Linked DNA regions of Homo sapiens: region 2 is linked to region 1. The links are chromatin loops, found by intact Hi-C in ENCODE. Cell type or tissue: PC-3. All regions are shown on one strand. Each heading gives the region's core, and the rest is flanking DNA. Links, peaks and the distances in the headings are about the cores only.

What was found. Peaks named below come from ENCODE experiments on the same cell type or tissue, not always from the same donor. Only the 100,000 strongest peaks of a DNase experiment are listed, where the experiment ranks them.
Region 2: it touches region 1 in a loop (20-fold over the local background); 6 of 110 quality-filtered maps call a loop at or near these places.

Annotation. Positions count from the first base shown.
Region 1 is chr19:52,230,719-52,246,352 of GRCh38, reverse strand. It overlaps LOC105372449 (a long non-coding RNA gene), which reads right to left and starts at 14,926. Exons shown (of 3, transcript XR_001753993.2): 1 at 14,839-14,926; 2 at 303-780. It also overlaps the pseudogene VN1R99P. In PC-3, for the core only: a CTCF peak has its summit at 8,375 (motif pointing right); a DNase peak (open chromatin) is centred at 8,362.
Region 2 is chr19:51,801,454-51,817,087 of GRCh38, reverse strand. The region is part of intron 1 of FPR3 (formyl peptide receptor 3); the gene reads right to left. It also overlaps a transcript of ZNF577 not described here. Among named protein-coding and RNA genes, the nearest start is that of FPR3, 14 kb to the right of the region's middle. In PC-3, for the core only: CTCF peaks have their summits at 6,658, 8,300 and 9,493; DNase peaks (open chromatin) are centred at 6,667, 8,277, 9,637, 12,077 and 2 weaker places; H3K4me3 peaks cover 947 bases; H3K27ac peaks cover 4,154 bases.

The DNA of each region.
Region 1 (15,634 bases), core at 4,855-12,854:
GGCTGTTAAATCATGTGATCCTTGTGTTTTATTTGTGAGAGACTTTTTTTTTTTCACATCTTTCTCTTTAGAATATTTTTATGTCCAGACTTTTTCTGTCACTGCTGAGGTCACAATAGTAAAGTATATTTCCTAGAACGTGTCCATATTATCATTTCTAAATTAATTTACATTTAATTATACAAATGAGTCCAGCGATTTCTAATGCAAATTACTCCATGCTTTTCTCTCACATTTATCTCATTTTTTATTAATCCATTCTAGATCCTTTATCTGATTCCAGTTACCTGCTGAATACTTACATAATGGATCTGCAAATTAAGGATGAGCTTGATTTTAGGAAGAAGAGTATCTCATAGAATTAGGAAATCCAGTGAGACAAACATGCTTCTCTACAAGTGCCTCACAGATCAAACCTCAATATTTTCTGCTCCTTGCAGTCTTCAGGGATTGTGAAAAAGTAAGAGCCTCTTTTGGATACTTCAGTGGTCTCTTTGGAGACATTTATGAGAAAGTTGTAATTGCCTCTGGTAATTAGCAACTGCAAAAAGTTTTTCAAAAAGTTATCAACTCCCTAAGTCAGCTGTCATTGCTGCTACAGGTAAAATTATAATTGCACTTCTGAGGGAAGATGAGGTCACAGACTCACAAACCTTTATCTCAGGGTCTGGCTGCCTCCTTCCCACACAGTGCTGTTATGACCGTCACACAAACTGGGCTGTCCTGGCAGTGGGAAGGAATCAGGTGAGTATTTTTGTGTTTCAGTCTGGCAGGCAGAATCTGCAAGAAAAGAAGTCCAAGTGGTCATGTCTGGAAAGGGATTTCTCTTTTGTAGAAACAAAGTCAGTAGCAAAGCCAGACAGGGAGGAGGAATAATTACTCTCTTATGGGCTGAGTCAATAAAGAGAGATGAGAGGCCTAAACCTTATACCAATCCCTGATGGATACAAAGCTATCATAATAAAATCCGGACGAGCACGGTGGCTCACACCTGTAATCCCAACACTTTGGGAGGCTGAGGCGGGCACATCACTCGAGTTCAGGAGTTTGAGACCAGCCTGACCAACATGGCGAAACCCCATCTCTACTAAAAATACAAAAATTAGCTGGGTGTGATGGCTGGCGCCTGTAATCCCAGCTACTTGGGAGGCTGAGATAGGAGAATCACTTGAACCCGGGAGACGGAGGTTGCAGTGAGCTGAGATCACACCTCTGCAGTCCAGCCTGGGTGACAATACTAGACTCCATCTCAGAAACCAAACAAAACGAAGGTAACTTAATAAAATCTTCACTTAGGATGAGAGTTGGTGAATAATTCCAGTAATAATTAAATAAGATTTATGGTGCTCAAGGATTGTAGTAAATAAATATATATGTTGTTCACACACCTCATAAGAATCACACAGTACATTTACAGTATTTTTAATAATATGCTTATACTGCCTCCATGATTATAATGAAGAGTAGGATAGAGCTAGAAAAATTACCTTATCCTGTGCAGAAACCATATATCTGAAATCATTTCCAGAATAAAATTGTTTTTTAAGAAATCTAACTCTGTATAAATGATGCGCTTAATGGAGACAGTGATTGTCCTCCACGGAAAACCTCTGTGCTCTTAGGATTATGGTGAGGCTGCTTTCCCTCTTGAGGTTAGGGAAGTAGCATTTAAGGGAAGGGTAACTTTACTATTAAGAGTTGCAAACAGCAGTAGTCAGGATCAACTGTATCTTGTGTTATTTTTCCTGGTCAAAAATATTCTGCATAACTCTTTAATTTTTTTTTTTTTTGAGATAGTTTTGCTCTTTTTGCCCCAGATGGAGTGTGTGATTTTGGCTCACTGCAACCTCCGCCTCCCGGGTTCAAGCTATTCTCCTGCCTCAGCCTCCCGAGTAGCTAGGATTACAGATGTATGCCACCATGCCTGGCTAATTTTTGCACTTTTTTTAGTAGAGACAGGGTTCCATCACGTTGGCCAGGCTGGTTTCGAACTCCTGACCTCAGGTGATCCACCGACCTCGACCTCCCAAAGTGCTGGGATTACAGGCATGAGCCACGGTGCCCGGCCTATCCTACTCTCTCATTCTATGAGGCTATTTCAGATTACACACACAAGTGAATCATGCAGTATTTGTCCTTCACTGACCGCCTTACTTACTTAGCATAACGTCCTTAAGATTTATCCATGTCGTCATCTCTTGCAGAATTTCCTTCTTTCTAAAGGCTGAATAATGTTCCACTGTATATTCACACATCCCATTTTTTTCGTCCATTCATCATTCAATGGATAGTTAGGTCGTTTCCACATCCAAGCTATTGTGAGCGGTGCTGCAATGACCATGGAAGTTCTGATATCTCTGAGGTCCTGATTTCAGTTATTTTGCTATATACTCAGAAGTGGGAAGGCTGGATCATATGGTAATTGTCACTATTTTATTTTATTATTTTATTTTATTTTAGAGACAGAGTTTCCCTGAGTAACTGCAGGTCTGCAGGCGTGCACCACATCTGGCTTCATTTTAATTTTTCTGAGGAACATCTGTATCATTTTCCATATAGACAGCACCATTTTGCATTTTCAGCCACAGCGTATAAGAGTTACAATTTCTCTGCCTCTTTGCCACACTTGCTGTTTTGGGTTTTTGCTAATAGTAATTATAAGAGGTGTGAAGTGATGCTTCACTCTGGTTTCGACTTGTATTTTCTGCAGAATCAATGACATGGAGCATGTTTTTATACACCTGTTGGGCATTTGAATGTCTTCTTTGGAGTAATGCTATTCAAGCCTTTAACCCATTTTAAAATTGATCTATTACTTTCTTGTTTTAGGAGTTATTTTTTGCTATTGAGTTGTAAAAGTTCACTTTACTATGATTTCAACATCCATAATGCTCAAGATTTTGTGTTCTCCAGATTCCATTTTGCAGATATTTCTTCTGTTTTAATGTATTTTACAAATTACACTACCCTGCTAATAGTTTCACATAACTTGTACATTAACATATTGATTTCTGACTGATCAAAAATTACCAATAATTGAGTTTCTATCTATATTGTTTTATTACCTGTTAGTATTTCATGTTTAACAGTCTAGAAACAGAGTAATATACTTCAATAATTTCATTGATAAATGCTGTAGTATTTTCTCCTCCTATTGGATGAGTTAATGAGTTTTTCTGCTACCAAAGTAATATTGAGCCATTCTTGCATTCAGTAAATCCAACTTGTACCAGGGGAAGTTTCCTTCAGGATTATACTCTAAATAGTGCACCAACAGTGTATTGGGATTTCAAAGGTTACTGACATTGGATATTGACTTATGCAGTAATTCTTTACACAGGAATGGAAACTTGTTTTGAACAAAATTATAAAATAAAATACCAGAGATGGAAAATAAAATGGCATGGTAAACAAACAAAACTAACTAGGTCCAGATTTTTTGAAAACACAGCTGAATGGTCTGTTAGGATAGCACAGGCCTTAGCAATCACCTTTGCAGACACCCTAGTCAGGTGCAAGTCTCCTCTCAGCTCCTAAGCAGCTTGTGAATTTCCACAAATCACTGCACCTCTCTGTATCTTAAGTTCCTTTTGTCTCTACAAGGAAAAGTATGCCAGTGAATCCATCATACAGTTACAAAAATCAAAGAAGGTATACATATCACATTACAGCAGTGATTCCCATATCGTAAGTGCTCTTTAAATGTTATACATTCAACCCTAGAAAGCCTCTTTGCAAAACAAAACTTTAAATGTTTCTCAGTAGAATACGGGTTTTTCCATTGATATTATTAATGGATAATATCACCTCACCTACACTTCATGTTCTCTGCAGGATCTTCTGGCTCTAAAGATGAATATCAGTCACTGGGAACTCGCAGAATGGCCTCCAGGGAGTTGGCAATAGGAATGATCTACTTGTCGTAGAATTTTGTTGGAATCCTGAAGAGTTTCTGTCTTCTTTACTATTATGTCTTCTTTTACTTAACAGGATGCAGGTTGAGGACCACAGATTTGAATTGGAAGCACCTGATTATAGCCACTTCTTACGCATTCTGTTTAAGGGTATCCCCAAGACACACCTCTGTATGCAGCACCAAATCAATGTCAGATTTTATATTGAATAATTTCCTTCATGATTTTGGATTCTGATTTGCTATCCTCACAGAGTTGGTAGGGTGTGACCGTTGGCACCACCTGTGCCTGCAGTGTTTCAAGCCATCATGATGAGCCCCAGGAACTCCAGATGTATAGAATTTAACATAAACTATCCTAAGTATATGGAGCTTTCTATTTTCCTCTACTGGACCTTGAATATGCTGATAAATATGGTTTTACCCTATGCGTGTGATTGCCAAACAGCAGCAGAAACATTACAAACAAAACAAGATAGGATAGTTTTCTTCTGTATTCAGGACAAAAATCAAAGAATCAGCATATATAGCATTGGTATTATTCTCTTATGTTTCTTGCTGTGGCTGTTAACCTGTGCCTGCGTCTTCATAAATTTTATCTGGTACAGACACAAGTGGAAGCTCACACACATTCTTAGCACCAATATCCCCACCCTGAACTTCTTTTAACTCTTTTCGGTGATATGTATTATTATTTTTTATTTTTTTAATAGTTTTTTTAAAATTAAATTTTAAGTTCCAGGATAAATGTGCTGGATGTGCAGGTTTGTTACATAGGCAAATGTGTGCCGTGGTTGTTCGTTGCACCTATCAACCCATCACCTAGGTATTAAGCCCTGCATGCATTAGCTATTTATCCTGATGCTCTACCTCCCCTCCACCTCTTCGACAGGTTCCAGTGTGTGTTGTTCCTCTCCCTGTGTCCATGTGTTCTCATTGTTCAGCTCCCATTTATAACTGAGAACATGTGGTGTTTGGTTTTCTGTTCCTGTGTTAGTTTGCTGAGGATAATGGCTTCCAGTGATATGTATTTTGATTAAGTCAAAGACTTATTATAGGTTATAAATCACAGTTCCCTGGAATTTCACAAAAGAACATAACTCTTTATGCAGCACATGGATGAGGAAACAATACTGCCAGTTCACCAGAAGTTCCTCTGTGCTAAGTCACTATCCTCAAGGCTGTCGTTCTGTTGGAACTATTTGTAGAAGTGTTGCTGTCAAGATACTGGTTTACATTTATTCCAGTATTTAAGAGATTAAATCACATTTGTCTGTTTGCTACTTGATATAAATGAAATCAGCATAAATTATTTCATATTTGGCTCCTATATTCCATAAGAATTTTTTGTGAATATATCTTTATGATTATGGTTTTTGTTGTTTGTTTGTTTGTTTTGATATGGAGTCTCGCTCTGTTGCCCAGGCTGGAGTGCAGTGGCACGATCTCATCTCACCACAACCTCCACCTCCCGGGTTCAAGCAATTCTCCTGCCTCAGCCTCCCCAGTAGCTGGGACTACAGGCATGCGCCACCATGCCTGGCTAATTTTTGTATTTTTAGTAGAGACGGGTTTTCACTATGTTGGCCAAGCTGGTCTTGAACTCCTGACCTCGTGATCCGCCTGCCTCAGCCTCCCAAAGTGCTGGGATTACAGGGTGAGCCACTGTGCCCGGCAACAGAGTGAGACTCTGTCTCAAAAAAAAAAAAAAGTTAAACTCCAAGACACATATGCATCAGTTTCTTCAACCCAGGAACAAAAGAATAACTGAAAATTGCCCTGCAAAAAAGGCAAATCAGTTTTATCCTCAGACAATATCTAAATTCATGTAGTATTAGAGCTTTCTACATGAACTCTAGAGTCGCTGAAACTCAAGCTAGTAAGACATTCATTGGCTGAATCCCAAGGAAGAAACTAGGGTTTCCACAAGCACTGCTAAGATAGAGGAGAGTCAATAGAGGAAGAAACCCACTACAGCATTTTCTCCTACCTTGAACAGAGGCAGTTATGAGTCCTACATCCAAATAGCCACCTCTGAGACCCTTCTCTTCCCTATAGGTTCTCCCCCTCTTCCTGTAATGTCAACCCGAGACTTCACTGGAGACTGAAATTGCAAAGACTAGTTTAGAAATAGAAATTTAAAAAATAGAAGTGGGCTGGGTGTGGTGGCTCACGCCTGTAATCCCAGCACTTTGGGAGGCCGAGGCGGGCAGATCACCTGAGGTCAGGAGTTCAAGACCAGCCTGGCCAAAGTGGTGAAACCCCGTCTCTCCTAAAAATACAAAAATTAGCTGGGCATGGTGGCAGGCACCTGTAATCGGGAGGCTGAGGCAGGAGAATCGCTTGAACCCGGGAGGCGGAGGTTGCAGTGAACCGAGATCACACCATTGCACTCCAGCCTGGGGAACAAGAGCAAGACTTCATCTAAAAAAAAAAAAAAAAAAAGACTAGAAGTGAAGTTGTTTTGAAAAAAAATCCCCAGGATTTCTCTTTCTTTTTGTGACAAACTCTGTTTTAATTCCATTTCTTTAGATTCTGTATTTGTCTGTTTGGCACCTGTCCATCACAGGGCCAATTATATTTATTATATTTCCTTATTTTCTGTGTTCTTTGGTGCTGTGACTGTGTCTTCCCTGACTGGGTAGAGACTGCCCATCTTGGGGCTAGCACATTCTTAGATGTAGAAGTGGGTTTCCTGGAGCCAGCCTTTCCTATTAAAATTTACCCACCCAGAGCCCATGCCCCAACCCTCTCCATGTCAAACTCTCACACACCAAGCCAATATTCTGCTCTCCTAAGTCAACACAAAGCCAGGTACCAGACAACTAGGAACAGCCCCTTTCCCCAAGGCCCTCAGGAATGCCTCAATCTGGCCAATCCTGAACTGTGCACCCTGCTCTGCCCTGCCTTTCCTTTAAAAATCCCATTGGCCTCTCTGTGTCATCACTCAGTTACTTTTCTAAATTAAGACCCATGCACTGAATAATGTCAGAGCTAGAAGATAGAAGTCTGCTTCTGATGTGGTGAAAATTAAGAACAAAGGGATTTTACAGAAGGTTGAGAAAAATGCCCTCTTTGGTTAAATCCTGTAATTTTAGATTCTGTGAGCATCAGAAATCAGGAAGCAAGATCCAAAACATCTATGACTATAATATGAAGCCTCACACATGTGCAGTGATTTATATTTACCACCTCCTTTCACGTGCAGAATGCCCTGTGAGACTCACAATATCCCTGCGAGGAATGCTGGCAACTGCTATATCACTGGAGGATTCAGACTTAGAAAAGTTAACGATTTGTCCAAAGACAGCAACAGGAAGTTCTGCGTCTAAAACCAATCAGTACTCTTCACACTACATCTCAGCAGTTTCCCTCTAATGGAGAAGACCCCTTGGTGACTTTGTTATCCTTTAATTCCTGAAAATGGGCAAACAATAATAATGGGAGATGTACGCCCAGATTCTGCTTTCTTTATACCTCCCTGTGAAACCTCTCCTTTCTGAGAGGCTCAAGCTGTAAGAACTGACATCCTCAGAGACTGGCAACCTGGAACTCATGAGGAGAGATTATTAGAAACTCATAGAGGTGTCAGCATTGAAATGGGAGATTCTGCTGGGTGCATTGGCTCACACCTGTAATCCCAGGACTTCAGGAGGCTGAGGCAGGTGGATCACTTGAGGTCAGGGGTTCGAGACCAGCCTCAGCAACATGGCAAAGCCCTGTCTCTATTAAAAATACAAATAGCCAGGTGTGGTGGCGGGTGCCTGTAATCCCAGCTACTCGGGAGGCTGACGCAGGACAATCACTTGAACCCAGGAGGCAGAGGTTGCAGTGAGCCGAGATTGTGCCACTGTACTCCAGCCTGGGTGACACAGCGAGAGTCTGTCTCAAAAAAAAAAAAAAAGAAAGAAAGAAAGAAAGAAAAGGCAGATTCTTGCCTTGTGTGTTAATCTGCTCAGGCTGCCATAACAAAATGCCATTGACTAGGTAGCACAAACAACAGATATTAATTTTCTTAGTGTTGTGGAGACTGGAAGTTCAAGATTGAGGTGAAGGCAGGCTTGCTGTTTTCTCCTTGGCATGCAGATGGTCGCCATTATGAAGTGTCCTCAAAGTCTTTATGTGCACGACACTCTGGTGTCTCTCTCTGTGTCCATATTTTCCCTTTCTATAAGAACATCAGTCAGATTGATTGGACCCCACTCTAACACCCTCATTTTAATTTAATCGCCCTTAAAGGGTTCTATCTCAAAACACATTCTAAGGTACTGGAGATTCGGGGCACTTCAACATTTAGATTTGGGTAGCAGCACAAAATTTTTCACATAACACCTTTCAGTGATCCACCCTTTGGCCCCTTTTGGCTGAGCAAAGTGGCTTATGCCTGTAATCTGAGCACTTCAGGAGGCTGAGGTGGAAAAAATCCCTTGAGCCGAGTTCAAGGCTGCAGTGAGCCATGATCGCCACTGGGTGGCAGAGCAAGATCCCATTTACTGAAGCAAAAAATGAACTAATCAGGGAATTTAGGATACCCATCACATTAAATGCTTATCATTTCTTTGCGTTGAGAACATTTTAGATCGTCTCTTAGCTATTTTGAAATGTACAATAAATTATTGTTAACAATAATCTCTACTGTGCTAACAGTAGAGCTTATTCATTCTAACCATATCGTTGTACTAATTAATCAAAATTTCTTCACCACCAGCACCCCAACTTTTTGCTGTACAGAAGTTTTGGATATAATCCCAATTGTCTATTTTTGCTTTCATTGACTGTGCTTTTGGGGTCATATCCAAAAATCATTGCTTGGACAAATATGATGTAGCTCTTCTCCTATGAATTATTCTAGTAGTTTTATAGTTTCAGACCTTATGTTTAAGTTGTTAACGCATTTTGAGGCAATATTTGAATAAAAATCGGATTAGAAAACCCCAATTTTATTGTTTTTCTATGTAGATATCCAAATGCATCCTTCCACATCATGTGTTCTTGGCACTATTGTTGAAGTCAGCTGACCATGAATGCATGGGCTTATTGCTGAGCTCTCTATTCCATCCCATTGGTCCATCTGTCTGTTTTCATGCCAGTGTCATATGTTTTGATTAGTATAGCTTCATAGTAGATGTTGAAATCAGGTAGTGTTATACCTCCAGCTTTGTTTCCTTTACCCAAGATTACTTTGGAAAATTTGGGGGGTTTTGGGTTTCATATGAATTTCAAGATTGTTTTTTCTATTACTGTGAATAATGCCATTAGAATTTTGATAGGGGTTGCACTGAATCTGCAGATTGCTTTGGTTAGTACGGACATTTTAACACTATTAATGCTTCCAATTCCCAACCACGACATATCTTTTCATTTTTTTTGTATATTCTTCAGTGTTTTATCAACATTTTATAATTTTCTGTTTACAGGTTATTCACCTCTTCAGACAAAATCACTTCTATGTATTTTATTGTTTTGCTGGTTATTGAAAAAAGATTGTTTTGATTTCTTTTGCAGAGAGTTAATTGTTAGTATATAAAAATGCAACTAATTTTGCTCACCAATTTCTTATCTTCAAACTTTTTAAAGTTCATTTATTATCACATTATTTCTAACAGTATTTTTGTTTAGTCTTGAGTTTTCTGTGTATAAGATCATTACTAAACAAGCATAATTTCACTTTTCTTTTTTATTTGAATGCTTTATATTACTTTTTCTTGCCTGATTGCTCTGGCAAGAACGTTCACCACTATGTTAAATATAAGTGGTGAGAGTGTGCTTCCTTGTCTTGTTCCTGATCATAGAGGCAAGGCTTTCAACTGTTCATCTTTGGGCATAGTATTAGCTGTGGGTTGGTCATATGTGGCGTTTGTTGTGCTGAGGTACATTCCTTCTATACCTAATTTGATGAGAGTTTTTATCATGGAAGAATGTTGAATTTTGTCCAATGCATTCAGTGAATCTGTTGAGATGCTCATATGGATTATGTTTTCATTCTTTGTATGTGGTGCATCACATTCACCGATTTGCATAGGTTGACCCATCCTTCATCCAGGGATAACCTACCACTTCATTATGGTAAATAATCCTTTAATGTGTTGCTTTTTTTTTTTTTTTTGAGATGGAGTCTCACTCTGCCACCCAGGCTTCACCTCCTGGGTTCAAGTGATTCTCCTGCCTCAGCCTCCTGAGTAGCTGGGAATACAGGCACCTGCCACCATGCCCAGCTAATTTTTGTATTTTTAGTAGAGACACGGTTTCACCATGTTGGCCAGGCTGGTCTCGAACTCCTGACTTCAGGTAATCCACCCACTTCAGCCTCCCAAAATGCTGGGATTACAGGCATGAAGCCACCGTGCAGGCCAATTTTTTTTTTTTTTTTTTGCTAGTATTCTGTTGAGGATTTTTGTATCTAAGTTCATAGGGAATGTTGACCTGTAGCTTTTTCTTGTATTATCCTTGTGTGTAGCTTTGGCATCAGGGTAATGCTGGCCTCAAAAAAGAGAATGGAAATGTTTTCTACTCTTAAATATTTTGAAGGAATTTGAGAATGATTGGCATTACTCTTTTCTTAATGTTTGGTAGAATGCTGCAAAGAACACATCATGTCCTGGGCTTTACTTTGATGCAAGTGTTTTATTACTGATTGAATCTCGTTTCTCATTCTTGGTCAGTTCAGATTTTTAATTCGTTTTCGTTTTTCTTAATTTTATTTATTTGAGATAAAAGTCTCCCTCTGTTGCCCAAGCTGAAGTACAGTGGTGCGATCTAGGCTCACTGCAACCTCCACCTCCCCGGTTAAAGTGATTCTTGTGCCTCAGCCTCTCAAGTAGCTGGGATTACAAGCATGCACCACCACACCCAGCTAATTTTTGTATTTTTAGTAAAGACACGGTTTCGCCATGTTGGCCAGGTTGGTCTCAAAACTCCTCACCTCAAGTGATCTGCCTGCCTCAGCCTCCCAAGGTGGTGGGATTACAGGGGTGAGCCACTGGCACCTGGCCTAATTTGTTTTCCTCAATTCTGCATTAATGAAAGATACTTTCTATTTCCTCATGATTCAGTCTTAGCAGGTTTTATCTTTCTAGGAATTTCTCTACTTCTTTTAGATTGTCTAACTTGTGGGCATATAGTTGTGGATAATGTTGTCTTATGACCTTTTGTATTTCTGTGGTATTAAGTGTAATGTCTCATCTTCCATGTCTGATTGACTCTTCTTTTTTCTTGGTTTGTTTGGCTAAAGGTTTGTGATTTATCTTTTCAGAAAAGCAAACTTAGTTTCAAGGATCTTCTCAATTGTGTTTTTCTGCTCTCTCATTTTTTTCTGATTACACTGGATCTTTATTACTTCCTTCTTTTTACTGACTTTGAGTTTAGTTTGCTTGTCTTTTTCTAGTTCCTTAGGGTGTAATGTTAGGTTTCAGAGACCTTTGTTGTTGTTGTAGGCATTTATTGCTCTGATCTTCCCCCTTAGAACTGCTCTTGCTGCTTTCCACAAGATTTAGTATGTTGTGTTTCTATTTCTGTTTGTCTCAAGATACTTTAAAATCTCTCTTGTGATTTCTTTTTTGACCCATTGTTTGGGAGCATGTGGTTTAATTTTCCCATATCCCTCCATCTTGAAATTCCCCGTTATTGATTTCTAATTTTGTCCCATTGTAGTAGGAACTAATACTTGATATAATTTCAATTAAATTTGATAAGATTTGCTTTGTCTTATCTATATGATCTGTCCGGAGAATGTTCCATATGCCTGAGAAGAATGATACTCTACTACTGTTTCATGGAATGTTCTGTGTATGTCTGTTAGGGTACATTTGGTCTAAAGTGCAGTTTGCATCCAACGATTCCTTATTGATTTTCTGTCTGAATGATCTGTCCACTATGGAAAGTAAGATATTTAAGCTCCCTACTAGTATTGTATTGCAATCTGTCTCTCCCTTCAGATTAATATTTGCTTTATATATTAAGGTTCTCTGATGGTGCACATATCTACATTTACAATTCTTATATCCTCTGGATGAATTCACCTCTTTATCATTGTATAATGACAATTTTTGTACTATTATAGTTTTTCCTTAATGTTTATTCAACCTCTACTCTGTTTTGGTTTCTATTTGCATAGAATATCTTTTTCTAGTTCTTCACTTTCTGTGTTCTTAATGGTTAAGTTAGTCTCTTCTCACAGCATATACTTGGGTCTTTTAAAAAATTATTATGATATTCTGTGTCTTTAAATAACTTAATCCATTTACATTCAAGGTATTTATTTATTTGATGGAGTTTTGCTCTTGCAACCTCCGCCTCCTGGGTTCAAGCGATTATGCTGCCTCACCCTCCCAAGTAGCTGGGATTACAAGTGCCCGCCACCATGCCCAGCTAATTTTTTTTATTTTTAGTAGAGACAGGGTCTCACCATGTTGGCCAGGCTCATCTCGAACTCCTGACCTCAGGTGATCCACCCGCCTTGGCCTCCCAAAGTGCTCAGATTACAGGCTTGAGCCACAGCGCCTGGCCTCATTCAAGGTAATTATTGATAGTTAAGAACTTACTCCTGGCGGGGCGCAGTGGCTCATGCCTGTAATCTCATCACTTTGGGAGGCCAAGGCAGGCAGATCACAAGGTCAGGAGTTCGAGACCAGCCTGGCCAATATGGTGAAACACCGTCTCTACTAAAAATACAAAAAAATTAGCTGGGTGTGGTGGCAGGCACCTGTAGTCCCAGCTACTCAGGAGGCTGAGGCAGAATTGCTTGAACTGGGGAAGTGGAGGTTACAGTGAGCTGAGATTGCACCACTGCACTCCAGCCTGGGTGACAGAGTGAAACTCTGTATCAAAAAAAAAAAACAAAAAAAACCTTACTCTTCATTTTATTATTTCCTCATTGTTTTCTAGATTCTTTGTTTCTTCCTACTCACTTGCTGTCTTTGTTATTAGATGCATTTATGAACTGGTATGTTTAGGTTTCTTGCTTTTTATCTTTTGAATACTTACTATAGGTTTTTTGCTTCATGATTAGCATGAGTCTTGCATATAACATATTTTACTTATAAATGGCTATTTTAACCTGATAAAGTTAACTTCTATCACATAGAAAACACTACACTTTTATTCTTCCACCCACATTTTATATTTTTGATGTTAGACTTCTTTTATATTGTATATCCCTAAACAAGTTAATATGCCTATTATGTTTAACAGTTTTGCCTTTTAGACTTTATACTCAATATATAAGTGATTATCATACTTCCATTACAGTGTTAGAGTATCCTGAAATTTGATTCTGCATTTACTTTTATCAGAGAGTTCTATCCTTTCACGTTTCCACGTTACTACTTAATGTCCTTTTTTTCATATTAAAAAAAAACTCCCTTTATCGTTTTCGTAAGACAGGCCTAGAAGTGATATACTTGCTTAGCTTTTGTTTGTATGGGAAAGTCCTTATACAACGTCCTTCATTTGTAAAGGACAGATTGCTAAGTAAATTATTCTTAGCTTCCAGGGTTTTTTTCTGCTGTAATGTAATAATATCAACCTACTGTCCTCCTGGCCTCTAAGAGTTTTTACTGAGAAGTCTGCTGATAGCTTTATAGAGTTCCATTGTAAATGATGAGTCTCTCTTCTTTTGTGCCTTTAAAACTCTGTCTTTGGGCCGAGTGCGGTGGCTCATGCCTGTAATCCCAGCACTTTGGGAGGCCAAGGCAGGCAGATCACTTGAGGCTAGGAGTTCAAGACCAGCCTGGCCAACATGGTGAAACCCTGTCTCTACTAAAAAATATAAAAATTGGCCAGGTGCGGTGGTGCACACCTGTAGTCCCAGCTACTTGGGAGCCTGAGGCACGAGACTCGCTTGAACCCAGGAGGCAAAGGTTGCAATGAGCCAAGATGGTGCCACTGCACTCCAGTCTGGGTAACAGAGCAAGACTCTGGCTCAAAACAACAAAAAACAAAAACCCCTGTGCTTTTGTCTTTGATTTTTGACAGTTTATTACAACACGTCTTGCTGAAGTTTTATTTGAATTAAAACTAATTGGAGACCTTTAAGCTTCCTACACCTAGACATTTATCTCTTTTCCCAGGTATAGACATTTTTGGCTACTATTTCTTTAAATAAGCTTTCTATAGCCTTCTTTCTCCTTTCTTTCTTGAAATCCTGTAATGTGAACTTGGCTCTTTTGATGCTGTCCTGTACATCCTGATGACTTTATTTTTTTATATTCTTTTTTCTTTCTTCTCCTCTGAGCATGTATTTTCAAATAACTTATCTTCAAGTTCACAAATTCTTCCTTCTTCTTGTTCAATACTGTTGTTACCTCTCTATTGCTTTTCTCATTTCACACTCCACAATTTCTGGTTTTGATTAGGTCAGAGTATACATAGATATCTAAGAGATGAGGCAGTACAGCTGATATTTGGGTTACATACAGAATAGCAGGGGAGTTATTAGTGTATATAAAGTATGATGAGAGAATGAAGGTGGGAAGTAAGGAGGCCCAAAAGATCAAGTGGGGTCAGCACAGGTGGTAGTGAACCCATGCCCAAAGAGTTAAATAAACCAGTAACTAACAAAGATTATGAATTTACAGAACAGCAGATAAGAAATAACTTTCTGAAATGCTCAAACTCCCTCTACAAAACTGGCCAAAATTGGTTGAAACCAATATGGCCAAATGGAGTTTGCACAGACCAAGCATGCTGATGTCACAGCCTGAATTTCCTCACCATGTTTCAAACTCCCACTAAATGTGCGCATGATGCATGAGGAGACATGAAGAGAACTGTGCATGCCTGAAGACTTTCCAGACCTCTCCTTTCCTTCTACCTATCACCTGAGAACCCCAGAATCCACCTCCTAAACGTTTTATAATTAAATTACTGCCTTAAAACCAGCACAGGGAGACAGATTTGAGCTTGACTCATCTTGTGAGTCAACTTACAATAAAAAACTTTTCTTTCTCAAAAACCTGGTGTCAAAATATTGGCTTCCAGTGCCTCAGGGAGAGAGCTCCTTTTGCTTGACAACAGTAGTATCAATTAGACCAGATGGTATAACAGGGACTGCAGGTTCATCTTTTCTTAGTGCCTTTCCCCACCCTTAAGAATCTTTTGGGACTGTTCCATTGCTGTGTGATGCAGGCACAGAACTCAAGAGTGAACATGCTGAGAATTCTCGATGCCAGGCTGCCCAAGGCCACAGTGAGCATCAGATAAGGGAGAACTATTCCTTTGTTCTGAAGACTTCATGACTCAGGGCTGAGCTCAATCTAAATGACATGCAGCATTATTTTCTACTTACTATGTAGTCTAGGGTTCCTCCTGTTTCTCTGCCACCTAGAGATCAATTCATTTTTATCAATATTTGGGAAAATCAGTGACATAAATCAGGTAAGAGGACCCTAGATCCAGCCTCCAGGATCCTGCCCTTTGCCTGTTGATCCTGCCCTTTGCCTTTGCACTTTTCTAAATAAATTACACTAGCACAGACACACTGACATGCAGACTCTTGGGAGATACCAGCACATAAGCACTTCAGAGCAGTTTGGGGATGACAGGTATCAGAGTGAGGGCTAGGCTGGGGCTTCTATCTGAAGTTCATAATCTATCTGTGTGTGTCGGCTAGCTCCTGGGAAAATCCCAGGGTATTTCTGTGGCCATGGGGGAGATTATTGAGACAGGGCAGGATCCCTGCAGAAGTGTCTCCCAGACACTTATTATTTCCCTTTTCATATGAAG
Region 2 (15,634 bases), core at 5,019-13,018, 430 kb after region 1:
CTTCACCTCTAACCTTCTGTGGGAGACTGGAGTTCATCCCTCCAAATAACAAGGGTCAAGGAATATGAGAGTCCAGGCCCTTTCTTCTTCAGAGATTCAGGGAAATGAAACAAAAAATTACCAAGGTGAAAAAATGAGAGGAAAACAATAAACAACAAAGATGTATGATTAAGCAAAAACTCACTTCTCTATTTACACACATACTTCTAACAGCATATGTGTGGGCTTTTTTCCAAACAGAGCAAGTCTCCAATTCTCTGGAGACACCACTGTCTATCCTACAATGAAATTCAGTTCTGATGCTGTCTAACTGGAGATAGCATCAGATCGCACAAGTTAAAGGTCTCACTCCCACAAGACTGTCTTCACTTCAGATACCAATGCAAGTCCCATGTGGCCACCTGTACTTCTGACTGATGGGCTATAAATCAGGGGTTCCTGTGACCCCCTCATCAGCTTTGTAATTTGCTAGAATGGCATGCAGAACACAATAAATCACTTTGCTTTCATTTATTGGTTTATTCTAAAGAGTACATCTTAGGCCAGGCATGGTGGTTCACGCCAGTAATCCCAGCACTTTGAGAGTCTGAGGCTGGTGGATCACTTGAGGCCAGGATTTGGAGACCAGTCTGGCCAATGTGGCAAAACCTTGTCTCTACTAAAAACACAAAAATTAACCGGGTGTAGTGGCACATGCCAGTAATTCCAGCTACTGAGGAGGCTGAGGCACGAGAATCATTTGAACCCAGGAAGAAGAGGTTGTAGTCAGCCGAGATCATGCCACTGTACTCCAAGCCTGGGCAATAGAGTGAGATTCTGTCTCAAAAAAAAGGAGAAAAGAATACAGCTCAAAAACAGTCAAAATAGATGCATAGGGCAAGTATATAGCAAGGGAGAGGTTGAGGTGGTACATGGAGCTTCCATGCTCTCTCTTCAGGCACTCAGCCTTCCGGCACCTCTTTGTGTTCACCAACTCAAGAAGCTCATCTAATCTCATTTCTCAAGGGTTTTTTTTTTTTTTTTAATAGGATCTCACTCTCTTCCCCAGTCTGGGGTGTAGTGGTGCAGTCACAGCTCACTGCAGCCTCAAACTCCTGGGCTCAAGTGATCCTCCCACCTCAGCCTCCTGAGTTGCTGGGACTGTAGGTACCTGGAACCATGCCTGGCTAATTTCTTTTCTTTTCTTTTTCTTCTTCTTTTTCTTTTTTCTTTTTTCTTTTTTTTTTGAGACAGGGTCTCATTCTATCACCCAGGCTGGAGTCTAGTGGCATGATCGCTGCTCACTGTAACCTCCACTTCCCTGGGCTCAAGGGATTCTCCAGCCTCAGCCTCCTAAGTAGTGGGGACTACAGGCGTGAGATACCACGCCTGACTAATTTTTTGTACAAACAGGGTTTCGCCATGTATCCTAGACTGGTTTCAAACTCCTGGGCTTAAAGCGATCTGCCCACCTTGGCCTCACAAAGTGCTGGGATGACAAGTGTGAGCCACCGTGCCTGGTGTCTACCTTTTTTTTTTTTAGACAGAGTCTCACCCTGTCCCTCAGGCTGGAGTGCAGTGGCGGGATCTTGGCTCACTGCAACCTCCACCTCCCAGGTTCAAGCAGTTCAAGCAATTCTCCTGCCTCAGTCTCCTGAGTAGCTGGGGCTACAGGCGCACATCACCATGCCTGGCTAATTTTTGTATTTTCAGTAGAGATAGAGTTTCATCATGTTGGCCAGGCTGGTCTCGAATTCCTGACTTTGAGATCCACCCACCTCGGCCTTCGAGAGTGCTGGGATTACAGGCATGAGCCACTGCACCCAGCCAACATTTTTTTATAGAGCTCAATCTCCAGTCCCCACTTCCCCTTCCTGAAAGTCAATGGGTGGGGCTGAAAGCTCCAACCCTCTAGTCACTTGATTTTTGTGGTGGTCAGCCCTAACCTGAGCCTATCAAGGGACCTCGCCCTAAATAACCTCACTAACATAAAATGAGATGTGATAAAAGGTGGCTCGCGCCTGCAATCCCAGCAATTTGGGAGGCCGAGGTGGGCGGATCATTTGAGGTCGGGAGTTCAGGACCAGCCTGGGCAACAAGGTGAAACCCCGCCTCTACTAAAAATACGAAAATTAGCCAGACGTGGTGGCAGGCGGCTGTAGTCCCAGCTACTTTGGAGGCTGGGGCAGGAGAATCTCTTGAACCCAGGAGGTGGAGGTTGCAGTGAGCTGAGATGGCGCCACTGCACTCCAGCCTGTGGGACAGAGTGAGACTGTGTCTCAAACCAAACCAAACAAACAAAAAAAGTGGTTTTTAGGCCGAGTGCAGTGGCTCATGCCTGTAATCCCTGCACTTTGGGAGGCCGAGGTGGGCAGATCACCCGAGTCAGGAGTTCAAGACCAGCCTGGCCAACATGGCGAAAACCCATCTTTACTAAAAATACAAAAATTAGCCCAGCAGAATGGCACATGCCTGTAGTCCCAGCTGCTCAGGAGACTGCGGCAGGAGAATCACTTGAACCCAGCAGATGGAGGTTGCAGTGAGCCGAGATCACACCACTGCACTTCATCCTGGGTGACAGAGCTGGACTCTGTCTCAAAACAAAAAAACAAAACAAACAAAAAACAAAAACCTTGAGAGGTGAGGCAGATGCATGAGAGAGTACCCGTTATCCAATATCATTACCAAGATTAACCCCTTAACCTTCTGCTCCAGAGGGAGATAATTTGTGGGACCTGCAACGCAGCTCTAAGGATTAGTTAATAGACAAAATTACAACAAATTTAGTTCAAATATCTTAATCTGAGAAGAGTTAAAGGTCTAAATCGGAGGAGATGGGCCCTTTCTGAGATTTTAAGCAACATCAGGACATTGTCCTCCGGCTGAAACAACACAACCATGAAGACAAGTGGAGACGCAGAAAACAGGAGTCAACTATTTTTTCTTTTCTCCCCGAATCACTATACCAAAGGATGTTTTCAGTGATAAAGTATAGTAAACATATGAAGCACATAAACCAAGAAGGAATTTACTATTACAAAAAGTTTTGCAAGGAGATAGAATCTGAGTCTAAATAAAAATTGGTTTTCATTTAAGCCCTTTGCTTCACCATCCTATTGGCTTTCTTCCAGGGGCTTCTTGAAAGTGACCACAGAATGGCTGCCACTGTTCTGGACATCACATCAACGGGCCCTCCAGAGCCAGAAGGATGAAGATAAACAAAAAAACTGGCTTCATTCACATGCCTGTCTCATTTTATAAAGGAGGAAAACATCGGCCAGCTGCGGTGGCTTATGCCTGTAATCCCAGCACTTTGGGAGGCCGAGGTGGGTGGATCACGAGGTCAGGAGATCGAGTCCATCCTGGCTAACACAGTGAAAACCCATCTCTACTAAAAATACAAAAGCAAAATTAGCTGGGCGTGGTGGCAGGCACCTCTAGTCCCAGATATTCGGGAGGCTGAGGTGGGAAAATGGCGTGAACCCGGGAGGTGGAGCTTGCAGTGAGCCGAGATCACGCCACTGCACTCCAGCCTAGGTGACAGAGTGAGACTCTGTCTCAAAAAAAAGGAAAACATCCCATCCTCCTTTATAAAGACTCCTTCAGAGTCTCTTCAGGACCTGTCCTTATCTTTCACCACTGAAACATGACATCCTTAGATCATTCCCTGGGCCAAAAATAAAAATAAAAATAAAAATATAAATGAGGTTGCTCATACCAAGGTGATGGTATTAAAAGGTGGAGGTTTTCAATTATGATTGTTCTGCCCTCATAGGTAGGATGAGTGCCTTATAAGAGTCCTATAGGCACTTGTCTTTCCCTTTTACCATGTGAGGACTCATAGAAAGCACTGTCTGTGAGTAATGGCCCTCACCAGATACTGCATCTGCTAGCACCTTGATCTTGGACTTTACAGCCCCCAGAACTGTGATCAATAAATTTATGGGGTGTGTGTGTGTGTGTGTGTGTGTGTGTGTGTGTGTGTGTGTTGAGACAGAGCATCACTCTGTCACCCATGCTGGAGTGCAGTGGCGTGATCTCGGCCCATTGCAACCTCCATCTCCAGGGTTCAACCAATTCCCTTACCTCAGCCTCCCCAGTAGCTAGAACTACAGGTTCACCACCATGCCTGCTAATTTTTGTATTTTTGGGTAGAGACAGAGTTTCACCATGTTGGCCAGGCTGGTCTCAAACTTGTAACCTCAGGTGATTCACCCACCTCAGACTCTCAAAATGCTGAGATTACAGGCATGAGCCCCCACGTCTGGCCTAAATTTATGTTGTTTACAAATTATCCAGCATAATAAATTTTGTTATAGTACCTTGAATGGACTAAGAGACGAATTAAATGACTGTAATGTGTGTATCAAGTGAATCTTCTTAGAGGAGGTTGTCCTCAATGTAATGCTGCACCTGTGCTTATGGAGACTGTGGATGTCATTAAGCTCCTGTCTGCAAAGCTTGTGTGTGATGCCAAAGCTATGAGGGTACCCCTAGGTAGCCTGGAAAGGTGTATTGTGTTTCTTCAGAGGTGGAGGCAACTGTAGCTGAGGGTCTGTAGAAATAAGCACTTAACAGAACATGCTAGCCAAATGAATGAGAGCAAAATGTTTACCAGTTCTTGATTGAATAGTATTAGCAATTTTTAATAATATTAGATGTTAGATATGGGGGCCCTGATAGATGGGACTACAGCCTTAGTGCTGTAGTCATCCATCATAAGACATTCTTTGTGATATTTTTTATTTTCAGATATGGGAACAAGAAGCACTTTGGGCTGTTAAGTGGAGATGCAATGTGGATAGTCACCCTTTTATTAATCACGTTTTGTTTAACAAATTTTAATTATTGAAGGCCATTATTTCACCCTACGTTGGGCCATATTAACTATCTTAACTGGGGGACTAAGTGATCCCATTTTATCAAGCCAATCTCTAAGTGCAAACAATTTACTTTAATTTTAATGTATTATTTATTATGTCTACCTCCAACATATTCTGTTTTAGAGCAACCTACCTCCAACATAGGCTATTTTAGAACAATAGGTATGACTATGGGTAATTTAGGCAAGGCTGTAGTTAAAGCGAGGTATACTCATTTTTCAAAATTTTATATGTAGTTGCCTTCTCAAGACAATATGGGCAAAGTGAGTACATTTAGTGGGATCCTTGCAGGGAGCCGAAGACCCCATGGGATATGACCAACTCATCATTCCACTGGAGGCTATATGATCAAACAGCAAACTGTTTATCATGAATGCAGGATGTGGGCAAACTCACGACTACTCCCACTGCCAGAGGGTTTGCTGAGGGCGAGTCGCCTCCTGGTGCCGAGCTCCTTGTCCACTAGAGGCAAGGTGCCCCCTAACTCCTTCTTCCAGAGATACTCTTTTGTCTCTTGTCTTTTATTCCCGTGTTCATCCCCCTTTGTTCAGTCCACCAGGGATCATGGCACGTTACATAGTGGTGCCCCGAACAGCGACAGAATCAGGGGCTCTACAAGTGGCACTCAAACAGGCGACAGTCTGAACACGGGACTATGAGGATGTGAATGAAGAAGATCTCCTGGAATAGAGGAACTGAAATTGACAACGCAAATGGGGACCCTGGGATGAGTCAGCTGGCAGCGCACATGAGGTCAGCGCCTAAAGAGGTACTGGGATCAGTTCCTTAAAGAAGTACTGGGAATGGGAAGTTTTCTGAATCACGGTAACATGGGGCAGAATTCGTCTACTGAAAAAAATAATTATGTGCAGTTGCTTAGAGTTCTGTTGAAACAAACTGGTGCTCAGGTTAGTTCTCAGACATTAACTTAGCTGCTGCAGGAGGTTATTACACATAACCCATGGTTTCCACAGGCAGCACCCTTGATGTGGAAAATTGGGACAGAGCAGAAGGATTAAAATGGGCTCATCAAAAAGGTCTTAAAATTGATCCTTCTGTTTTCTCCACTTGGAGTTTAGTTCATACTGTACTTCTGCCATTATCTCCTTATTATTCTGTGGGACAACAGGCTGAATCTAAAAATCTGAAAGAATCTGTTGTCCCACTCACAGCTCCAGATGAAAATAAAAAACAGGAGAGGGAGGATAAAAATTGGCCTATACAGCCTCCTCCAGTTGCAGAAACATCTGTATTGCCTCCTTTGGTAGCAGAACTAGAGACCCCAATACAAAGAATTTTATGCTCTGCTGCCATAGCTGGAGAGCCCCTAGGACCTTGCACTTTTCCTATTTCCATAAGGCCTGATCCCAACAATCCACAGCAGGTTATTCATGAACACACCCCACTAGAGTAAGTTGTTGAAGGAATTAAAAGCGAGAGTGGTAAATAATGGCATACAGAGCCGGTTGACCTTAGGATTGCTAGAATCTGTGTTTGGTGCTATGCGTTTTTTACCCTTTGATGTGAGACACTTGATGCGAACTTGCTTGTCCACTAGTGCATATCTGACATGGAATTTAAATTGGCAAGAAATGTGTGCAGACCAGGCTAAACAGAACCATGTTGCTGGACACGGAGACATTACAGAGGATATGCTATTAGGTAATGGCCCTTATTCAGACCTGGAAAGTCAAATGGCACTCCCAGACGCTGCTTATCAGCAGTGTGCACAGGCTGTTAAATGCACCTGGGCCGCAATTCCTGAAGAGGGAGTCCCAGTACAATCCTTTTTACATATGCAAGGGTCACAGGAACCCTATGTGCAATTTCTTACAAGATCACAAGAGGCAGTGAAGCGTCAGATTCCTCATACCACGGCTGCAGAAATGCTAACCTTAACTCTAGCTTTTGAGGATGCAAACGCGGATTGTAAACATGCACTGGCACTGGTGAGGTGTATAAAAAACTTGGGAAGTTTTCTCAGAGCTTGTCAAGATGTAGGAACTGAGCTTCATCACTTTGCAATATTAGCGCAAGCAGTGGCTAATTTAGCAGTTGACAAATCTAAAAGGAGCCAAGGGTCAAACCCTAAAGTGGGAAAATGTTATAATTGTGAAAAACCTGGACATTTTAAAAAGGAATGCCGCCAGATCTCAGTACAGAAAGGACCTTACAATGCAGTGCCCCACCCAGTGGAAAAAATGCCAGGACTTTGTCCTTGCGTAACAGAGGAAATAACTGGGCTAATCAGTGCCGCTCAAAATTTCATCAGAATGGCACCCCCCTGCTGGGAAATGAGATGGGGGCCTGGACCCAGGCCCCACAAACAATGAGGGCATTCCCAGTCCAGACCTCAACCCCGTTCCAGGCATGGGTTCCCAGAGGCACATTGATTCCCTCACCCCAGGAACACAAGGAGTGCAGGATTAGATCTCCCAGTCAAAGAATGGGTAATGTTAGTTGGGGCAGACAAACCCATCAAAGTTCCCACTGATATTTGGGGACCTTTATCAGCAGGATATGTGAAACTAATTTTAGGCAAAATCTGCCTTAACTTACAGGGCATTACTGTAGTCCCAGAAGTTGTTGACTCTGATTATGAAGGAGAAATTCAAGTAGTTTTAATGTCACAAGATCTTTGGGTTTTGAGCTGGGACAATATACTGCTCAATTATTGCTTATTCCCTGCAAATCACACCCTTCTCCATGAAAGGAGAAATGAGAAAATAAAGAGGTTGGGAGCACAACTACATGAGAAATCTATCTATCCCAACCCATAGCCTCTAATAGACCTACCTGTGTAGTACACATTAAAGGAAAGAAATTTTATGGGCTTATGGATACGGGAGCTGATGTGTCAGTCATATCTAAAGACAGTTGGCCCCCATCCTGGCCCTTGCAATTAACTTCTACATCCCTAGTGGGAGTAGGAACAGCTCAAAGTGTTCAACAGAGCACTGAGATTTTACCTTGTCTTGGTCCAGATGGACAGTCATGTACTTTTCAGTCTTATGTTGAAAATATAGCTATCAATTTATGGGGTTGAGACTTACTTATAACATGGAATATGAGACTTACAAATGAAAACTTTGATAACCCAGGATTTAAAATGTTGAAGAACATGAGATATCAGAGGGGAAAATGTTTAGGAAAATTTCTTCAAGGAAATCCTAACCCAATATCAGTAACTGGAAAAACAGATAGAAAAGGGCTAGGACGTCAGGATTTCTGACGAGGGTCATTGATATTTCTCCTCTGCCCACTGCCTCACTATTAGAATGGCTCAGTGACAAACCCGTGTGGGTGGATCAATGGCCCCTATCTCAGGAGAACCTGATGCAACTTCAGCAGCTAGTAAAAGAACAATGGGATGCCGGACACATAAGCTTGGAATTCTCCAGTGTTTGTTTTTCCAAAAAAGTCCGGAAGATGGCGACTACTACATGATTTAAGAGCTATTCATGTACACATAAAACTGATGGGTGCCTTACAAAAACTTTCACCATCTCCAGCGGCTATTCCAAGAGACTGGCCTCTTGTAGTAATAGATCTTAAGGATTGTTTCTTTACTACACCCTTACACGAGAAGGATAAGCCTTGATTTGCATTCTCTGTGCCTTCTATTAATCAAAGAGAACCTGTTTCTCATTATCAATGGAGAGTTTTACCCCAAGGCATGCTTAACAGTCTTACGCTATGTCAGCATTTTGTAGGACAGGCATTAAAGAAGCCTCGGAATATGTTTCCTACTGCTTACATCATTCATTATATGGATGATATTCTTTTGGCTGCTCCTACAGATCAAAACCTACATCAGTTATTCAGAGAAACAAAGCAGGCTTTGACTAAATGGAATCTCAAAATAGCTCTAGAAAAGGTACAAACAACTTCCCCATACCAATACTTAGGAACTATTGTTACAGAGAGAAGTGTATGGACTCAGAAAGTAGTTCTCCATAAAGACAGGTTATAGACTTTAAATGATTTTCAGCAGTTATTAGGAGATATTAATTGGCCATGACCGATGTTAGGTATTGCTACCTATCAACTTACACATATTTACCAAACCCTGCACGGAGATTCTTTAAATTCCCTGCAGCAACTAACTAAAGAGGCAGAAGCCAAATTACAGCTTGTAGAGCAAATGTTACAGCAGAGACATGCCTCATGGCTACAACCACAAAAACCTTTGCTTTTGTTTATTCTTCCTACCCCCTACTCTCCAACAGGACTTTTGGGCCAGTTTATAGACTAGTCTGTAACAGTAATAGAATGGTTCTTTCTATCTAATCAAACAGTCAAAACCTTGCAAGTTTATCTTTCTTTAATTACACAAATTGTGACTATGGGCAGGCATAGGTCACAAATGCTTACAGGATATGATCCTGACAAAATTATTGTTCCTTTAGACTCTCAGCAACAAGCTGCAGCTTGGGAAATGTCGACTGCCTGGCAAACTGCTTTCGCAGACTTCATGGGCGTGATAGATAACCACTACTCTCAGACAAAATTTTACAGTTTTATAAAATCCATTCTTTCATTCTTCCTGTGATTACTCATCACAAACCTATTCCAGGTGGACAGACTTATTTTACTGATGGCTCTTCCAAAGGTCATGCTGCCATCTATGGACTAAAACATACTCAAACAATAAGGATCTCTGGGGTTTCAGGTCAATGCTCAGAGCTAGTTGCAGTCAGCTGTGAGGTTTTACAGCTCACAGCTTCAGATCCTATCAACTGCAGGGACCCGAAGGCCCATGGGACGTGACCAACTCAGCATTCCACTGGAGGCTATATGATCAAACAGCAAACTGTTTATCATGAATGCAGGATGTGGCAAACTCACACTGCGCTGCCACCAAAAGGTTTGTGGAGGGCCTCACTCCCTGGCTCCTTGAAGTTATCTATTGAGAGTTATCTATTGAGAAATCTAGCGCCTACTGTTTTAAGAATGCAGTCTTGCAAGCCTGCTGTGAATCAGGCTGCTAGCCAGCAACCACCCCCCCCACTTCCTGCTATCTCTTTTGCCTGATAAATACGGAGGGCTGTGTAAAGCTCAGGGCCATTGTCCACTAGAGGCAAGCTGCCCCCTGACCGCTTCTTCCAAATATACTCTTTTATCTCTTGTCTTTTATTCCCACGCTCGTCCCCTTTGTTCAGTCCATCAGGGATCGTGGCAGGCTACAATCAACATTGTCAACCATAAAGACAGGTTACAGACTTTAAATGATTTTCAGCAATTATTAGGAGATATTAATTGGCTACGCCCGATGTTAGGTATTGCTACCTATCAACTTACACATCTTTACCAAACCCTGCAAGGAGATTCTTCTTGTTCAGCTTATGTTGTAAATTTAGCCATTCGCATAGAAACTGCTACAGTTAAAAGTACGCTAGACCCAGAACTGCTTAATTTGTTTCACTTATTCTCATATGCTGCATGGTACATGCCAAACAGGTGAGACAGCTGGTCATGTACAGCGACATTGTCTGTCATCATTTGCTCATATGGGAATACCTAAACAATTAAAAATTGACAATGGACCTGCTTATACTAGTCATGCTTTTCAAAATTTCCTACAGCTTTGGGCTATAACCCATAAAACAGGAATTCCTTATAATCCTAGAGGACAAGGCATTATAGAATGGGCACATCAAACATTACAACGAATGTTGAAAAGACAAAAAGGGGGTATAGGAGGCCAACTACCACCTCAATCAAAACTACATTTAGCCTTATTTACTTTAAAATTTTTGACTCCTGGTACGGATGGTAAGACTCCAGCAGAAAGACATTGGCAAGTGTTAGAGGAAAAGAGGAAAGTTTATCTGAAAGTGTTATGGAAATCCCCAGAAGAAGGACAATGGAAAGGCCCGGTGGATTTACTGACATGGGGAAGAGGGTATGCTTGTGTGTTTACAGGAGATTGACAAGCCATGTGGGTGCCCTCAAGGTGCTTGCAACCCTGGAATGGGAGACTGGAGAAACATGGGGTGGCCAACCATGGGCCCAGTCCCTCCGGTACGAGCCATGAGTCAGCTGAGCCTGAGTGCAAAGATGGAGAGAAGGCCGACTGGAGTCACGACACAGTCTTAATGTTACATTTGTAAAGAATATCACCACTCAATTTGTGGTTTGTGTTTTTAATCCTTATGTCTTTTTGGCAGCTCAGAAGGACCAGCTCCAGGTAAACAATACCCAGTTGACCTGTAAATCTTGCCAGTTATATCACTGCATTAATCATAGCACATTGCGAACACATAATATCTCGACTTTGATGATTTTAGGTTGCATCCCTGGGCTAGGGATTCCTGTTAATCTGTCCGAGGCTTGGGCTGCCACACCTGCTTTGCATTTTGTGAAACTTCTTCTACTTCAGGTTACTTATTGTGCCCGTAGAGCCTTAGGCATGATAATTTTTGCTATCGTTTCCTTGGTCACACTAATAACTTCTGTTGTGATGTCCTCTGTAACTTTGCATAGTTCTGTTCAAACGGCTCAGTACGTAGAGAATTGGACACGTACAGCCAACCAAGCGAGGCTACTTCAGAATAAAATTAACACTGAGTTACAAACTGAAGTGGCAATGTTGAAATCCATGGTTCTGTGGTTAGGGGAACAAGTATAAAGCTTGCAGTTGCAGCGGCAATTGCGCTGTCATTTTAATCACACTCGTATTTGTGTAACCAACTTAGAATATAACAAAAGTGAGTATCCGTGGGACCTTGTGAAAGCCCATTTGCAAGGAGCTTTCACATCCAACATCACCTTTGATATTAGTGAATTACAAAACAAAATTCTTGATTTAAATAGGCACACTCAAGAATTTCAGCCTTCTTTAGAAGACTGGACTGAATTCCAGGAAGGCCTGGAGAGCCTCAACCCTTGGACCTATCTAAAGTACCACAGTAACATCTTATATGTAGTTCTTGGAGTAATGTTGTTTTGTCTCTGTCTTCTGTTTATAGTCTGTAAAATCGGATGGACCGCCAATCGGAGAATGAGAGCTGCCCAGCCTGGTCTTACATTCTTTCAATTAATTCATAAACAGGGGGATATGCAGGGAGCCGAAGGCCCATGGGACGTGACCAACTCAGCATTCCACTGGAGGCTATATGATCAAACAGCAAACTGTTTATCATGAATACAGGATGTGAGCAAACTCACGACTGTGCCTGCCGCCAGAAGGTTTGCTGAGGGCAATCGCTTCCTGACGCCAAGCTCTTTGAAGTTATCTACTGGAACATCTAGAGAATGCAGTCTTGCAAGCCTACTCTGGACCAACCAACTGACCTCTTCTTCCACCCCCCTTCTCACTATCGCTTTTCTCTAATAAATACAGAGGGCCGTGTAAAGCTCAGGGCCTTGTCCACTAGAGGCAAGGTGCCCCCGGACCCCTTCTTCCAAATATACTCTTTTGTCTCTTGTCTTTTATTCCTGCATTCACCCCCCTTTGTTCAGTCCACCAGGGATCATGGCAGGTTACATAGTGGCGCCCCGAACAGCCACAGAATCGGGTGCTCGATAGATCCTCATATATAACTATAATTTGAGCCCCAATGTAAAGTCCATAAATTTTTGTCAATTTGAGCATTTTTGCTGTTGTTGAAGTTAAGTTAGTACCTATGTTGTAAAGGCACAAAACCAAATCAGTGCCTTTTTATCCTTTTGTTACATAATTTTTTTGGTATAAAAATTAATATATGAATTTTGAATTCCCAATCAAATCAAATTGTAAAACTTTGTTTTGATGCGGTTATATATTAAATGTACATAATTCACCTATTTGTCCTATGTTTACATTAAAATATTATATACATATATACATATGATGTATTTAATTTCCTTTTTATCACCCTCCCATTAGAAGTTTGTTCATAAATCAGTAAGTATTCCAGGGCTAGGATTACGTTTCCTAGATCTGGATTCTGCCCAGTACTTAAATTTAAAGTTCCTCTTTTTTTTTTCTTGTACTCGTGACTGTGGTGTAGAACTGGAAACTGTGTCAAGGGTGACTGAGCCCTGAGCCTCGTATGAGAAAATTAAGCTTGTATTTAGACTGGATGCCGAGGCAACAGACCCTTATAAGCATTCACTGCAGTGAAGAAGGGTGATTAATGTTGGTTAGGCAGCTGTCAGTCTTGGCCAGAATTATGCCTTCAGGTACTCAAGATCCCTTTACACTCTTCTTCCAAATAGAAGAAGTAGAGCCATCCTTCCCAAGGATGAGATCCCCAACGTTTTATGTTGAAGTTTCTTTGTGATAAGTGTCCCATAACTTAAAAGAATACTTAGCTTCAAAGCCCCAATATACCACGATGCAATGAGAATTGGGAATCCACAATGGAAACTCCTAATGAGGAAAAGAAAAAAGGGAGATGTAGCGGACACTGTTCTACTGCAATTAACCAAGGCCAGTGGGAAGGAAAGGTAAGAATCCCCTGTCCTGGCAGTAGAGGGAGTCTATTAATTAGCCCATCTGGAAGCCCTGGCTCTCCTATCTAGAGGTCTCACGCTGTCCTTCGTGGCTCCTGACTTTCTGTCTTGCATTTTTTTCATTGTTCCTCATTTTCTATGGCCACAACTTAGTTGGGCATTAAAGAATATACATTTTTTTTTTTTTTTTGGAAATTGAAAGCATTTATAGGAGTCAAAAGTGTGAATGAAATGGTCAAACTGCTCTGCCTTGGAAATGCACAGAACTCTAGAGAAGACGAGAAGAATGAGTAAAGCAGTGGAGTGAGAGAGGACATTGATAACAGGATTCCTTGGTATTCATGTTGAGTGGTGTCTTTTGCCAGTGCATCAGGAAAGTATGTTACACAATACAAAATTGACAATTTCTGAGTGTTTTTGTGGAGAAAGCAAGGTAAAGGGCTGAGTTATGAGTTTATTTATTTAAATACAAAGTCATTAGGCAGTTGTTAGTGAGAGTACTGTATTGAAGTGGAAACTCAAAATTTAAGGTGTTCATGAAAATGGAAGCCACCTGGGAATTTATAAATATTGCGCACATGAGGATGAGAATTTACTAGACATGACTTGGTTCACGTTATTTTAATTTTAGTTAAATTAATTTAATTTAATAAAATAATTTGTAACAGAGATAATTTTAATTAGACATCAAATGTTTCTCACTTAAATATCTAGGTGACACTATTTATTGATTCATTAATTCAGTATTTATTGAGTGCCTACCACATGTCAGACACTATTTTACACATAGAGGGTGAGGATTCATCTGTAAGCAATACAGACCACAATTCCTGCCCTCAGACAGCTTACATTCTTATTATATGAAAGGAACCATATGAAGTTTGTATACAGTTGTATACAATAAAATAATCTGTAACGATGTAAATGAAAGAATAAAAATAATCATGTTAATATTGGCAGATATTACATTTGAAAACATTTAACATCCATTCATAATTTAAGCAATAGAAGAAGAGAACTCTTAAAAAGTAAGAATAGAAGACACCTTCAACAGTCTGATTAAAAAGAGAAAGATACAAAAAGGTGACAGCAAACATTACACTTAAGGGTAAAGTAATTAAGTTTTCCCTTTAATATATACTATCTCATCCAAGCCTTACAAATCCCCACCACTCTTTCTGTTTTCTTGTAGTTTTTTTCCACTTCCACTTACCCCAGGGTACAGGCTGAGGTCCAGAAATTAGAAATGACACCCACAATAGCCTCATTTTCTATTTCTTACTCTCAAATTGGGGGGCATGGAAGTATTTTTTCCTGATTAAAAACTTCATCCACTCATCCTTGAATGGCTTAATATGACTCAAGGGTAGATAAAGCTGGGACTGGCATGAGGGTAGGATGAGAAAGGGCTAAAAAATATCCCTGACCCCCTCCTCTCATTGCCTGTACCTCTACCTCTGCAGGAGGTGAAGCAGTGTTGGTAGCTCTGTCACTGGTCTGGGCTGAAGAGCTGAGGCAGCCCTCAACAGCCCGTCTGCTGTAGTCATCCATCGTAAGGCATTTTTACGAATTTTTTTTTTTTCAGATTTGGGAACAGGAAGAACTTTTGGGTTGCTAAATGGAGATGTGGTGTCGATAATCACGCTTTTATTAATTCGGTTTTATATAATAAATTTTAATCCTTGAAGGTGCTGTTTCAACTTCTATTGGGCCGTAATAAATTATCTTAACTGGGGGACTAAGGGGCCTCATTTGATCAAGCCAATTTGTAAGTGCCAAAAGCTTACTTTAATTTTAATTTGTTATTAATTGTGTCACAGAATCTATGTCCAACATAGAATATTTTAGAGCAATGACTGTATGACTGGGAAATTTAGGCGACGCTACAGATAAAGTGAGGTCTACTCATTTTTCAAAATTTTAGTTAGCTTCTCAAGATTATGGGAGTAGAGTAAGTAAATTTAATGAGATCCCTATGTATAACTATAATTTGAATCCCACTATGAAGTCCATAAATTTTGTCAATTCGTGCAGCTGGAGTGCAGTAGCACAATCTCGGCTCACTGCAACCTCCACCTCCCAGGTTCAAGCAATTGTCCTGCCTCAGCCTCCTGAGTAGCTGGGATTACAGGCACCCAGCATCACGCCCGGTTAATTTCTGTACTTTTAGTAGAGATGGGGTTTCACCATGTTGGCCAGGCTGATCTCGAACTCTTGACCTCAGGTGATCTGCCCACTTCGGCCTCCTAAAGTGCTGGGATTACGGGCGTGAGCCACCGCGTCCGGCCGCTAATGTTAGAAGTTAAGTTAGAACCTATATTGTAGAGGAACAA